Linked DNA regions of Homo sapiens: region 2 is linked to region 1. A link is an interaction called in ENCODE POLR2A ChIA-PET data of the cell type or tissue named here. Cell type or tissue: MCF 10A. All regions are shown on one strand.

The links. Peaks named below come from ENCODE experiments on the same cell type or tissue, not always from the same donor. Only the 100,000 strongest peaks of a DNase experiment are listed, where the experiment ranks them.
Region 2: POLR2A ChIA-PET joins it to region 1 with 5 read pairs; 2 of 35 experiments call an interaction of 5 or more read pairs at or near these places.

What each region holds. Positions count from the first base shown.
Region 1 is chr1:196,302,082-196,307,081 of GRCh38, reverse strand. It overlaps KCNT2 (potassium sodium-activated channel subfamily T member 2), which reads left to right. Exons shown (of 28, transcript NM_198503.5): 22 at 1,737-1,848. Among named protein-coding and RNA genes, the nearest start is that of LINC01724, 220 kb to the right of the region's middle. In MCF 10A, no CTCF peak of the experiment used is centred here; no DNase peak of the experiment used is centred here.
Region 2 is chr1:196,157,439-196,162,438 of GRCh38, reverse strand. No RefSeq gene overlaps it. Among named protein-coding and RNA genes, the nearest start is that of LINC01724, 71 kb to the right of the region's middle. In MCF 10A, no CTCF peak of the experiment used is centred here; DNase peaks (open chromatin) are centred at 1,878 and 2,168.

The DNA.
Region 1 (5,000 bases):
ATTTTTAACATTAAAAGTCAGCAAAAGAAATTATATCGTGGTTGTTGTTTTCCTGATATTATTTTAATAACAATTACTACAATTTACCTGAATCAATAACTACAGTAGTATTTATTACCAAAACGAAGATTAAGAACTAGGATTGTTTAGTCAGCCACAATTTATTACCCCTAGAAAAATACGTATATACTTATAATTTGTGAATTTTATTAAAAGATTTCACAAAATACCCAATGATATCCTAGCTCTCAAAGGCCTTGATTAGGTAAGGCCCAATGTTAGTCCATTTGTGCTAATGGCCAAGAGGGCGTGTTAGGTTTTACAGACAACTCTAAAAAAAAAAAAGCAAGCAAACAAAAAAAAACCAAAACTCTTCTTAAGAATGTGTTAGTGTCTTAACCTGAATGGTGACTAAAGCCCAATGTAAACACACCTGAGAGGCAGATAATCAGAGAAGCCTGGTCTGAAGGCTAAGAAAGGCCCTGCTTGCTGCAGAGCAGTAGGGTGGGCACACTCTCCCCAGCAGGAGGGAGCATTCCTGGCAAATCATCCATCAACCTTCCAGAGTTGGACCTGAGGAAAGGTAAAAACTCGTCTGTAATGCTGGAGCTCAAGGACAGGGCTCCCATCTTAAAAGAAGCATGTACCACATCAAGCACTCGGGCACATGGAAGTAACAGCACCCTCATGACTGAATGAGCATAAATTCATAAATTCATAAATTGAGAGCAGAAGGAGCTGATTTGTTCCTGAGCCACACAAACAGGCTGTTTATATTCTGCATATTTGCAGTCAGTTTTAGTCCCTGAGTTCAAGGGATGAGTTCAACCTAGTGATGGGAATTTTAAGTGGTCATAACTTAGTTTAAAGACATATCATATGAAAAACAAAGGTGATTATCACAGAAGTGGCTGCCACAGAGAATACCAAAATATTTAACAAGGAAAGCTACCAGGGATGCATAGATATCAGGTAAGGATCAGATCATGAACAACAGCAAAAATAAAAAGTATTTATTGTGGTATCATCCTGCCCCTTTTCTCTGGGGGAAAGAAATCTTGTGTGAGCGTGTACGTATGTGTGCTCATTTTGGTATATATTTGAGAGAGTGTCAAATGGGAAGAAAGCTAATATGAAGCCATGGGACCTGTGAAAAAAAATTTCAGGATACTTTTGGGGAACACTATCAATGCTTTAGCCTTGGCCCCAATTAATTACAATGAAGTTTTACATAAATTATTTCCTCATCTCAGAAGTTTGTTGTAGCAAGATTTGACATTTAAAAATTGCCCACTATGAGAATAAGGAGCCATAGGACATGAAAGAGCTCACATAGTAGACAAGAAGCTCATTATGTGAAATTTTTGCCAATCAGCTTATTTATCTTTATAGATTTCTGTTTCAATACCATCCACAAAGTAACCTTGTAACTTCTTAAATCAGCTTTATGAGTTTCTTCTATGTTGTTCCATAATTGTAAAGAGAAAATGTCTAAAAAAAGCCAAATTACTGAATTTATTTTTCTTATTGTGCTAAAATGTCTGTTAAAATATTCTTCGGGAAATAGTGTTTCATTTTTCCTGCATTGTATAGAAGATTTTATGTGGCACTGCCTGCTGTTGTAATTGGATATAGTTTTATGCCCAAGGCTAGGAATCACTCACTCATAAATATGTTGTTATAAAAAATACCATATTGGATTGTTAGTGTAATGCAAATGTTCTTTTGAAATGTAGGTTGTTTTCCAGTCTCAGTATTATCACAGAGCTAACTCACCCCGCCAACATGAGATTCATGCAATTCAGAGCCAAAGACTGTTACTCTCTTGCTCTTTCAAAACTGGAAAAGGTAAGACCCCACATTATCAAGTAAATTAGATTTAACCATCTTTATTCAGAAATTAACTCTGTAAATATATAAAAAAAATGCCATGAGATAGTAAAACTAAAATGCTGTTTTGAATTTTTATTTGGGAGATGAAATTCTAATTGATAATTTTTTTAAAAATGTGAATTGACAGATTTGAACGATTTATATCACAGGTAAATATGATGGAGATATTTTGTTCTATTATTATTAAGTATTAAACACATGATTTGTGAAAGAATTAAATGCAACAGAAATGTGTATACTCACTTACTTGCTATGTCATGAAAATGCTGGCTTCCCAGATGTCACCAATACAACCTGACATAAAGCTAAGTTTATTGCTTACCTAGGTAGGGGAGACTACCTCCCCAGTAGAAGTTTGGCAAGGTCTCAGAGGGAGGAAAACAAGGTCAAAATATACTGAGAACTGGAATTTAATTTAATGATGATATTTCAAAACAGGGACTTGACTGGGATTGGGAAGAGATCCGGATAATGCTAATAGAGACAATGGAATTGCAAAGTAATGTTATATGGTCAGAAAGATTTGGTTTCCATTTTCAGTATACAGGCTGAGTGTGGGTGTAGATGGTTTTTGCACTCAGCTTTTACTTACTACTAAATAGTAGTGTACTGAGAGAATTAGATGTGAAAGGAAAAAAAAGACCCAGTCTTATACATGTAAAATGTGTTAACCTGGGTGTGGCGGCTCGTGCCTATAATCAGAGTGACCTGGGAAGCTGAGACAGGAGGATTCCTTGAGCCCAAAATTTCGACGCTGCAGTGAGCTATGATCATGGCAGTGCACTCCAGCCTGGGTGGCATAGTGAGATCCCATTTCTAAAAATAAATAAATAGTTAAATCTAGGCTGTTTTCATTTCTTATAACAATATAAGAGGTAGAGAAAATGATGCCTTATATTTTTTGGTTAGTTATTTCTTTTAATTACCAATTATGACAGACCAGATGCTGTCCTAATTCCTGGGAAACATATTGTTGAGTAAGGTTGTGTCTGTACCCTCATCTATTGATTTATCCAAAGCTAGTCACACACGTGATGTTTATAGAGCCTTACCCTGCTTTTTTATGGCCACAGGGAAATTGTTGTTGTGCCCTGCTTCCAGATGTGGAAACTGAGTTTGAGACTAGATAGATACCTCTCCCAAGATTATACAGCTACCAGTTCAATTCAGCAAGGCATATGTAAGGCTATTAATATTCAGGACAGAAAATTTCCACTATGCCACGTTGCTTTAGCAACATAAAAAAAGATGGCAAGCAGGGCTAAATTGACTCAGACTTGAAAGCAAACCAAATAATCAGAAAACCAGCAGGAATCCGTGCTGGCATGATGTAGTAGTACAGCCTCCTTCATGGGAAGTGAGGTAGAATCACTTGTGATGAAGAAGCCAGGATCTGTAGTCAGATTGGTCCAATTCACCACTGCTTTTGAGAAATGGAAACTGGATAAATTATTTCGTAGCCTTGGGATTCTTATGTGGAAAATAGTGGTAGGAGCTATTTTAAATAGTAGGGTCATTATAAAGATTACAGCACATAATCTATGCAAAACACTTAGCCCTGCATTTGACATATAATTAGTACTCAAATAAATGGTACTAAAAGCATAACGATACATTTTATATTTGTTGATATTGTCACTAATAAATATTTCATTCTGTGCATTCTAGTTGTTGACGAGTCAGTTGACGTAGCAAGGTCATAATTGTGGAAGGTAATTTCAGTATTTGTGAGCATTTGTATTGACATGCTTGTGTGCTTATTGCATTAGGGAAAAAGAAGAAAAATATGAGGTATATATGCCAGTCAATTACATATATCTCTTTATCCAAAGGAAAAATAAAACTTAATATTTTTGCAGCAGGCAAGAAGGCACAATTTAATACCAGGTATCTAGGCTAAACTCCCAAAGAGAGAGACACAAGTTGCCTTCCTCCTTGATGTTCACATTTCAAAAAGATACCCCAAGGCCCACAAGAAAAACATTCCTGGAATGCAAAACTGGCTAGAGGTTTATTCAGCTTTTCAGAGATTTGCATCCATCTCAGGGACAGAGAAAGGATTTCCAGTTACAAGTTTTTGACAGAGAAAGGATTTACAATTACAAGTTTTCTAAAGAAAATGCTCCAAGGAAAAGGGAAGGGACTTTTGTCATCAGGGTATTTTTTTTTTTTTTAAGATTTGCATTTGTCCTTATGTCTTTTAGATTTTTCCCATGAAGAAAAAAGAAACTCAATACATCAACATATTTCCAAATTATTCAGGGATAGGAAGGCTGGAGGAAGTGGGATTAAAATAAATAGTTTGAATGTTATAAAGCTGTGGAAAATTCTTTGATCCACTTGTTACCATATTATGTTAAAGTTAATTTCAGAAACTTAAAAATTTAAAAATGTAGAAACTTTTTAGTCTTTTATAGTCTCGTGGGTTGAATCTCATGCCCCATCCAAAAAAAAAAAAGTTGTGCTGGGGTCCTAACTCTTACAGATGTGGTCTTTAGAGAGAGGCAGTCAACTTCAAAGGAGACCATAGTGTGGGTTCTAATTTATGGCTCACTGACATTTTTATTAAAAGGGTGAATTTAGATATACAGACAGACACACATTAAAGGAAGGCAATGTGAAGGGAAACAGAAGATAGTCTTCCATAAGCCAAGGAGAAAGGCCTGGAACAGATCTTTCATTTACAGTCCTCAGAAGGAACCAATCTTGACAACATCTTTATTTCAGACTTCTTGCCTCCATGACTGTAAGGCAATAAATCTATATTGTTTAAAACACCCAGTCGATATTACTTTGTTATGGCAGCCCTATCAAATAATGTTCCATGAATGATATGGTAAATCTTCCAATCAAGGTTTTTTTTTAATCAGTAATATTTACTGGTATGACAGCTAACACAGTATTTAATTATCTTTCCATATTTGTATTCTGGGTGCAAGGAGATTTTTAGGATTAGAAAACTGATCTCTATTTCCAATATTTAAATAATCAGTAGCATTTTCTATAGTTACTGTTGGCTGAGGGTTACATGGATTTTTATTCTTCCAAACAATTATGAATATTGTTTCCATCTATCTATAAGTAGATGCCCTTGCACCTTCACAGGT
Region 2 (5,000 bases), 140 kb after region 1:
ATAATAGAACAATTTTATGCCAGATGAAAGTATATATGTTAAAGAAGAGATATTTTTTCAAAACAATGGCAAAGCTGAATTAAAATTAAAGGGAAATAGTTCAAGGGGAAAAAAACCCTCTAAATAAATAGAAATAAAATTAAGGAAATGTAATGAGGATTACATTAGAAATGACATCAATAAAGTCTTCCCAGAGTTTTCATAACATAAGTTATTCTGCAGGTTGTGATGTTCTCATAATTTTTACCAACTTCTTCTGATAATATAATCCCAATTGGAAACTTTTCAGTTCTCATTTTACATGAACTCTGAATAGATTTTGGCATTATTTTGACTCTTCTTGTTTTCTACAACATCATATGCCTTCTTCCCTGACTTGGTCCCTATGTCTCTTGCCATGCCTTCATTTTATGCCTTACATGGAGCGTTCCTTTCTATTCAGTCCTTGCTATCCTCCTTACTCCACATTCTTTCCTAAGGCAATTAAATTTGCTTCTATAATGAAATAATACATATATAAAAATTTCACTCTGTTGATTACCAAGTTTAAATACATTAGGTCTCAGCATCAATGTCCCTTATTCAGAATCCCTTCTTATTCTCCTTATCTACAATGCAACACCAATTATACTTACTCACAATACCAGTTATACTGTCACCATCTGTATGATATAGCCACTGCTATGGGCTGAATGTTTGTGTCCTCCCCATGAAAATCATATGTTGAAATTCTCACTCATAAGGTGATGATATTAGGAAGTAAGGCCTTTGGGAGGTGACTAGGTTATCAGAGTGGAGACCTCTTGATTGGGATTACTGCCTTTGTAAAAGACTGCAGAACACTAGCTAGTCCCTTCTATCATGTGAAGACAGTGAAAAGGCACCGTCTATGAGGCAGAAAGCAGGTCCTCACCATATATGTAACCTGCTGGTGGCTTGATCTTGAACCTCTCAGGCTTCAGAACTGTGAGAAATAAATTTCTTTGGTTTATAAACCACCCAGTTTACAGAATTTTGTTATAGCTGCCCAGACTGTCATTACATTGTACCCATTTGTTTAATGTCTCTTTTTCCATTAGATTGACAGAAATTATTGTGTATTTTAATGATAATTGTATCCTCTGCCTAGAATATTGTGTAAAATGTGTGTATGTGTGTATCTGTGAATACATATAAGTATACCTATTTTTGAAACCTATAATGACTGTTTCTGTTCTGTCTTCAGTGATCTTGGTATGTGAAAGAGATTTGTAAATTGTAAGTGTTATGCACTGTAAGAAAAATATATTTTGAATTTACTGAGGTTTAATTTATAATCTAAAGTGTGATCAAGAATTTAAATTTGAAAAAGAAATGCTCTGTGGTGTCTAATAGGCTTGTGAAAACTTGAGATATCCTACGGTAAAAATGATCAATAAAAAGCTTTCTTACTCATGTAGTTATTGTACTGGATTTTTACAGAATGTAAAGCTAGATATGCATAAGTTAATTTAAGATGTGAAGATAAATTATCCAATATCAGTGGATCTAATATCCACTGTTAAAGAAAGCTAAATATGACCTGGGAAGGATTCTGTACTTCTATATTCCAGTCCTTGTGGATGAAGTGCAACCTAACTTAATAGGTAGAGAGGATTGAATATAGGAGTATGCTCCTGTAGCAATCACTGAGTCTTGGTCAATCCCAACAGCCATCCTTCAACCCGTCATACACTTGTGAGTGTTCAAACTATGCTCAGATAAGGCCAATGCCGACCTGTAACCAATCCAGCTGTTACTGTACCTCACTTCTGATTTCTGTACATCACTTTACTTTTTTTGACCACAAGGCACTCCTGGCATCTCTCTGAATCTGCTATGATTCAGGGGCTGCCCAATTCGTGAATCATTCATTGCTCAATTTAACTTCTTTAAATTAATTCAGCCAAGTTTCTCTTTTAACAGATGATGTCAGAAGTGGGGTGCAAAGTAGAGCTTCTGACAACCCCCGGGAGTACTGAGTGAACAAGCAAGGTATCTGCAGAACCCACTTGTGTCCACCGATCTCTCAGAGTGCCTGGAGATCATGGGTAAGTTCTCTCTCAGATTTTGGGGCTCCACCTATTTGTGTTTTGAGCTCTCTGAGTTTCTTAGAGCAAATTTTTGATCCAAACTGGGTTTGGAAGTTGCAACAGAAACTGGATTGGGTCCAGGAATGGATTTGATTTAGTAATTAACCAGCTTGGATCCAGTTAGAGGCCTCTTACATCTGACTGGGTCAGAAAGAAACTGGTAGCAAATGGTAATATTGTAGGGGTGTAAAATTTGGCTTTAAAAAATTTGTGGGGATTTTTGTATTCTACACCTTTGTTTCATTTTACTTGTGCACTTAGGCAGGAAAAATCATTGGGCAGGTTAATCAAGGGAACCTGAAAGCAAAGCCAATATTAGGTAAAAATGGGATTCTTCATATCTGAAAAACTGAGTCCCTTCTGGCTTATACATTAGGCACAGGAAAAAACAAAGTGTTACCGAAATGGCAAAATCTTACTAAAAGTAACTTATGGTGAAACATTCTGAATAAACAACAATGCATTCAAGTGCATTTAAAAATGAGGGCTCCCAAAAATTAAAGCTGCCAATCTTTCAGCTTAATTATTATCCTACTCCAAAGGAAATACACTGCAGCACCAATTGGCCGACTTCGGATAGGTAATGGGGTACATTTTACCTGAATAAAAGATGGAATTGGGTTAGAGGCCCTCCCCTCAATAAAGTCCCTCTTGGTTAAAAATGGATTAAAGATCGCAGGGCCCAACCAAGGACAAGTTTGACCTTTGCCAGTTCAACGTTGGGTGCTAAGCAGAGTGGCTAATGTCATGAATTTTGCTCTGGCCAGAATGAAAAATGTTAATTGGGTTACCCCCCGCATGCAACCCCATGGGCAGCAACTTGCAAAATTGAAAGGCTTTTGCCTGTGGTTCCCATGAAATAAAAATTCCATTGTCCAAGTCAAATTACCGATGATAACCCATCAGTTATCAGTGCTATGCACCAAATTTGGAGAAACAACTGATATTCAAGAGTATAGAAGTCTAATGTTAATTAAACATGGACTCATGGAGAACCAGGATGGCCACCTTGTCCTTCCTGAGTACATAAAGCTTTTATTATTAAAAGTTCTGCATTCCATGACTCATCATGGAAAAGATAAAATGATCCTAATTGAATATATTGGTGTGGTGGCATAAATTGCTAAAGTAGTTTATAACCAATATTTGGTCCCATATTCCCGGGAAAAAAATCTAAGCTTCTAGATTGTGAAGGGATTGATTATCCTCTGTGAATCATATCTCTGTGAACCATAAAAAGCTTTCTTTAGTGGTGAAAATACACTGTGGCATAATAACTTAGTGTTATAATATCAGGCCTCCTCCATGGGAGAGCTTTTATACAACCAGAAAACATGCTTTGGAAATAACATTTGAGTGAACTCCCTTTACAAAATGTTTAAACAACCCATCAGATGACCAAATGTATATCCGTGGATGACCATGGATAAACTTATACTTTGATAGGTAAAAGATGAGAGCCTAATATAGATAAGAGACTGCTTAGTTAAGTGAATAGACTCTTTATCTAGCTCATTCTTTGATCTATTTGATTGTAGGTGGTTTGGTTTATGGGGACCCTGGGTAAGAAGCATACTCTACCCTCTTGGTATTATCCTCCACAGAGTCATAAAATTAGTCTCCCTATTGTGCTGCATTCTCTCAAGGGTTATAAATGTTTGCATGCAACCATCTCTAGAATGTCAAATGGTCTCTCTTCAATTGGAATGATAAGAGCTGAAAGAAATGTGTGACCATGGGGACTCTGTAACCTATGAATGGCATGCTGAGACCGGAAACCCAAAATGATGGTAACTGAGAGTGATGCTAAGGCCCTAAGTTTTAGTAAAACTCTTACCTAAGTGAGAACCTGGCCAAAAAGTGGGAAATTTTTAAAACGAAATTATTAGAGGCCATTGTTTTGGACTGAGCTCACGCACTAGGCCCCAACAAACCAAACCAAACAAAACAAAAATGGAGTTGTTCAGGCTAAATGTGACATAATCAAACTAAGACTTCATTTATTTTATTTTATTTTATTTATTTATTTATTTTTATTATTATACTTTAAGTTTTAGGGTACTTGTGCACAATGCGCAGGTTAGTTACATATGTATACATGTGCCATGCTGGCGTGCTGCACCCATTAACTCGTCATTTAGCATTAGGTATATCTCCTAATGCTATCCCTCCCCACTCCCCCCATCCCAAAACAGTCCCCAGAGTGTGATATTCCCCTTCCTGTGTCCATGTGTTCTCATTGTTCACTTCCCATCTATGAGTGAGAACATGCGGTGTTTGGTTTTTTGTCCTTGCGATAGTTTACTGAGAATGATGATTTCCAATTTCATATATGTCCCTACAAAGGACATGAACTCATCCTTTTTTATGGCTGCATAGTATTCCATGGTGTATATGTTCCACATTTTCTTAATCCAGTCTATCATTGTTGGACATTTGGGTTGGTTCCAAGTCTTTGCTATTGTGGATAATGCCACAATAAACATACGTGTGCATGTGTCTTTATAGCAGCATGATTTATAGTCCTTTGGGTATATACCCAGTAATGGGATGACTGGGTCAAATGGTATTTCTAGTTCTAGATCCCTGAGGAATCGCCGCACTGACTTCCACAATGGTTGAACTAGTTTACAGTCCCACCAACAGTGTAAAAGTGTTCCTATTTCTCCACATCCTCTCTAGCACCTGTTGTTTCCTGACTTTTTAATGATTGCCATTCTAATTGGTGTGAGATGGTATCTCATTGTGGTTTTGATTTGCATTTCTCTGATGGCCAGTGATGATGAGCATTTTTATGTGTCTTTTGGCTGCATAAATGTCTTCTTTTGAGAAGTGTCTGTTCATATCCTTTGCCCACTTTTTGATGGGGTTGTTTGTTTTTTTCTTGTA